2 separate regions of the Homo sapiens genome follow, and region 2 is linked to region 1. Evidence: chromatin loops called from intact Hi-C (ENCODE). Cell type or tissue: Caco-2. All regions are shown on one strand.

Region 1 (2,500 bases):
ATCCTGGCTCGAGGGATGTGATTTGTAAGGGTTTTTATATATAAATATATAGACATATATTAATTATATGTCTCAATCCATCAGCCTCTGTGGAAAATAATTGTGGCAGAGCTTTGGTCTGCTCAAGACTGGCCTCTTGCCTTGGCTGGAGCTGGAAAGGTCTATCTCTGAGACTTACCTCTGCAGATGTCCATGCCTCTACACAAGCCTTTTCTCCATGCCCTTCTCTTGTCACAATTGCAACTAACCCAAGCGGCTAATGAAGTGATCAAAGGTGTTAGTGCAAACACCGTTCATCTATCCCCTGGCCCTCTGTGATAACCTTAGGGTTACCATCCATGTCTGACAAACATCATTCCACTGTGACAAGGCCTGTTGGCGATGAGGGCAGCTTAGTCATCATCTGACAACAGACACATGTTGGGGATTTTCCCCTCTCCCCCTGGCCTGAGTATTCTAGCTCTTGGGTTATCGTGCAGATGCCAGTCTGAGCAGACAATAATAACAAGCTTAAGCTCAGAGCCAGAGAAGTCAGCTCTTGCATCTTACTCCTAGAGCCTGGGTTCACTGCCTGGCTGCAGGATTTGTGGAGCTTACTCTGCAAGCGCATTGAAGGCCCACATAAAGCAATTGCAATGCTCCTGGCAAGCATGTTGTCTAAATCCCAGCCTATGGGCTTCTCTACATCACTCAAGCCAAGAGGGAGGGAGCTCAAAGATGTTCCCCAAACTAGGGGTCCCGAACCCCCTGGCCATGGACTAGTACCGGTCCCTGGCTTGTTAGGAACAGAAACAGCAGGAGGTGAGCGCAGATGAGCGAGGGAAACTTCATCTGTACTTTCAGCCACTCCCCATTGCTCTCATTAACTCCTGAGCTCTGCCTCCTTTCAGATCAGGGCAGCATTAGAGTCTTACAGGAGCATGAGCCCTATTGTGAACTGCGCATGCGAGGGACCTAGGTCTCATGCTCCCTGTAAGAATCTAATGCTGAATGTCACTGTCTCCCATCACCCCCAGATGGGACCGTCTAGTTGCAGGAAAACAAGCTCAGGGCTTCCACTGGTTCTACGTTATGGTGAGTTGTATAATTATTTCATTATATGTTACAATGTAACAGTAACAGAAATAAAGTGCACAATAAATGCAATGCACTTAATTTATCCCAAAGCCATTTCCCTCCATCCTGGCCCATGGAAAAACTGTCTTCCATGAAACCCATTCCTGGTGCCAAAGAGGTTAGGGTCTGCTGTCAGAGTTGTCTTTGCATTTGCCACATTTTCCAGGGTCCTGAACCTGGCCTAGGGGACCCAACCCCAGGAAGAGACCAGCGCAAGTGATGGCATTTCATCCATGAGCTCTTCTCCCTCCGATCTTGTGGCTCAGGCTTCACCTATGACTCTTCACCCAGAGTATAGGTGAAGAAACTGAAGCTTGGATTAGTGAAGTCCAAAGTACACAGCTCCAAAGTTAGAGCCAGGATTCCAATCCAGGTCTGGCCAATCCCACAGCTCTCCGTGGCTTCTACTATGAATATTGCCTCCTAGATAGAAAAAAATAAAGAAAAGAAAAGAAAGGAGGGAGAAAGGATTGCATCACTTTAGTTAGCCACTTGGTTTAGCTGCAATTGTGTCAAGGGAGGGACATGGGGAAAAGGCTTGTGTAGGAAAATAACCCATACAAGTAAAGAGCAGGGGCAGAAGACCCCTCCCCCTGGAGGCTCTGCAAAGACCCTATGAGAGACCTCGAGTAGTAGGTAGCTGGGGAGCCCAGGGCTGAAACCTGAAAAGCAAAATAGGAGAGATTATCTGGCTGCAAATTCCAAAGCAAGAGGGATCCTCAGCTCAGGAGACGATCAGCCTCCAGAGACTGCCTGCTGGCTTTGTCCAAGCCCAGACTGGACCAAAAAAGAGTTCTGGTTTGGGTACAGGCAATCTGGCTGGACCTGGAGCCTGAACCACATCTCAGGGCCTGGCACTTTATCTCTGCAGCCGCTGCAGGAGAACACATTTTACAGCTTCAGGACTCAGGTATAAAGAAAGACCTCGAGAGACATTACGATCCGCTGAGGAGAGAGGGGAGGGGAAGGAGGAATTACACAGTCGTGAACACCAGCAGGCTGGCTTTCCATGATACTCAAATTCCTCCTCAAGAAGCCCAGGCACTGGGGCACAGGCAGCTGAGGTCATGGGCAGAGGCTTCCTCACAATTCCTGAATTTCCAGATTTCTTAAAAGTCATTAGTAACCTTCCCAACCTTGGCTTCCATCGCTACCGCTACCCACTGGCTTTTAAGAATTGCACATTTTCCCATTTCCTGAGTTAAAATCATGTTTACTGGAAATACCCACAGCAGCTCCTGTCCCCCTGGCTGAAACTTGAGTGAGATGGGGGCAAAATCCAAATACCCTGAGGATAATTTCTGCCACTGAAAAGGATGGAAACTTCATATAGTTTTGGAAGAACAAGATTACCCCGTTTGCACACCTGAGTACATAGATGGAT
Region 2 (2,500 bases), 62 kb after region 1:
CACTCACAGAGAGGAATGCCTCTGAGCATCTGCCTCATTTTTCCTCTGCCCTCCTCGTGTCCTCCGGTCTGTTTGTTGCGCTATCTCTGTGTCAAACTACCACAGGCTGCCTAGTTCTAACTCTCCTCCAAGTTTTCCAAAGAAGCCCCACCCACCAGCCTAAGCTTTACAATTTCCAGGGAGATACGCTGGAGATGCCACCAGCTCCAGCCTCAAAGGAGTCTTTCACCCCATTTGATTTGCAGGGGATGTCAAGCAGAAACTTCAAAATGCACAAAGGGCTAGAAGACTCTGGTATTTTCTAAACACAGATGAATCCATGAAGACCACCTAAGGAGGAGGATGAGGTAGGGAGGAGGTGCAGATAAATTGCATGGCCCCAACACAGCCAGGCTGAAAGTGGGCCTTTTTCTCTTCACCCACTTCCAAAAGCACACAGCTCTGAGGGTCACACTAATGTCTATTAACACCGAATAAGCCTTGGAGAGGGAATGGGCAGACAGCATTGGCCCTATTGTACGGAAGGGGAAACAGAGGCCAAAGGGATCCAAAGAATCCACTCAGTGAGCTGGAAGTGGCAGAGGCAGGAATCGAACTCGGGACCCGGGGTAAGAAAGAAACATCATAGAAGCTGCAGCTGAGAATTCAGCAGGGCTCACAATCAATCTGTGGGTATGTATAGCTGGTTCCTTTCTGATCGGGCAGTGCCCACACCTTACTGATTATTAAAAACCTCCACGTACTGAATCTCACTGTGGCCCCAGGCTGGACACAATTGAAAGCTGGCAGAGATTGGACATGGAGAAGCTGGAAGTCTCTGGGCATGCTACAGAGCCCATCTCTGAGAATGTGACTGTACCTTGGCTTAGCTGATGAGGTTGCAGGGACCCAGCCCAACTTCCAAACGGGTGTGTTCACCAGTGGTTCCCACCTTGCATTTTTAGTCCCTGAAACAGGAATACATTGCTCCATTCCTCCGGCCCCTTTCCAGTCCAACTATCCATCTGATCTATACCTCTCCCTCTGATGGATTTACAAGCCCAGACTTGGCCCCAGTTTTTCTGGGCCTTCCCGTGTGCTGCTCAGCACGGATGCCTTAATACGCCAGCTGAGACTTCTTAAATCCACATTGAAACAACTGTTGGGTTTTTATACTGTTGTAAAACTCTTTGTAGGGTATTCATAGAAAATGTTTTATTAATTGCCATATGTTTATTGATTTCTCTTTCATGTCGGTTCTTTTGTTCTTTCTTTGTAGTGGCAAAAGATCTCTCTGCATCATCATTTGCAAGTTATCTAAAATGTCAAAGGTGTTCTTTTGAAGTTTATTACAGATCACATGCCATAAGGCCCGGACGCTGGGTATTTACAGCGAGGGGGGAATTCCCGCACGGACTTTCAAAGCCCACAAAAGAATTGAGATCATATTGGTTTAAAACAAGACACACACACAAAACCCCAATTTATCATTTTTTACAATTTTTCCCATTTTGAGGGGTGGGGGCGGATATTGCAAAGGAAATTTCAAGAAGGAGAAATGAACAAATGTGTTGGCCTATTTATGCTGTGGGACTCCCTCTGTATCTTGCAGTCTCATTATGGTCCCTGTTAGGGAACTGTTTCCCAATCTTCATCCAGCCCTTGCAAACCTACAGCAGGAGGTTCCATCAGCTACCCTGTGGGACCATCATGCTCCCTTTTCTGAGCAGACACTAGCTTTGGCTTCCCCAGAACAACAGGCCCCATGCCACAGCCCCGGTGAAGATCCCAGGGGAACCCCCTGGGAAGAGCGTCTTCCCCCATAGAGCATTGCACTATTCCTCCGGCCCCTTTCCAACATGGAGAGCAGAGGGCCTGGAGGTACCTGGGCTCTGCCCCCTGGGATCCAGAGTAGTAAGAATTGGAGGAGGACCAGTAAAAAGGAGGGAAAAAAATGTTAATAGTGCAATTCCCTAAGATTTAAGTGAGCTATTGATGTATAAGTCAGCAGAGCATTTTCTTTTGAAAACCCAAAAGTCATTTTTTAAAGCTTAACCAGGGAAAACTCGCACTTTGATCTAGAAGGGGTTCAAATGAGATCCACACACACTTATCACGGAGGCATGAGGAAGTATTTTCCACTCTCCCTCGTTTCCCAAGAAAAAGGATGGATCAGGCGGGCTGGATCCCAGCTCATGCTGAAACACCATCATGCTGGTGTCCCTGGGTGGTGCACTGTCTCTGTGGAAGCCTCGATGACCTTATCTGTTAAATGGGCATACTGATCCCTAGATGACGTTGGTCTTCAAGAATCTGAGAGGGTCCACTGAGCTCTGAGAAAAGGATGTGCTGTCTGGAGTTCCTGCCTCCTTGGTCTCCTTGGCTCATTGCCAGTGCCCTCTCCAGGCGTTTGTCTGGGAACTGGGAAAAAGGGTGGAGAGGCGGGTGGAGGGAGAAATTCGGGTTGAGGACTTCATGCTTTGAGTCTAACCTCAACCAGCTGTGCTCCCTACTTTAAGCC

Evidence for each region. A loop is a pair of places that touch in the nucleus more often than their neighbours do. Peaks named below come from ENCODE experiments on the same cell type or tissue, not always from the same donor. Only the 100,000 strongest peaks of a DNase experiment are listed, where the experiment ranks them.
Region 2: it touches region 1 in a loop (3-fold over the local background); 1 of 110 quality-filtered maps calls a loop at or near these places.

The regions. Positions count from the first base shown.
Region 1 is chr16:55,107,011-55,109,510 of GRCh38, reverse strand. No RefSeq gene overlaps it. Among named protein-coding and RNA genes, the nearest start is that of IRX5, 180 kb to the right of the region's middle. In Caco-2, no CTCF peak of the experiment used is centred here; DNase peaks (open chromatin) are centred at 360 and 1,480.
Region 2 is chr16:55,044,746-55,047,245 of GRCh38, reverse strand. It overlaps LOC105371278 (a long non-coding RNA gene), which reads left to right. Exons shown (of 3, transcript XR_933599.1): 2 at 246-347. Among named protein-coding and RNA genes, the nearest start is that of IRX5, 120 kb to the right of the region's middle. RefSeq lists an enhancer at 729-1,921. In Caco-2, no CTCF peak of the experiment used is centred here; DNase peaks (open chromatin) are centred at 1,005, 1,365 and 1,675.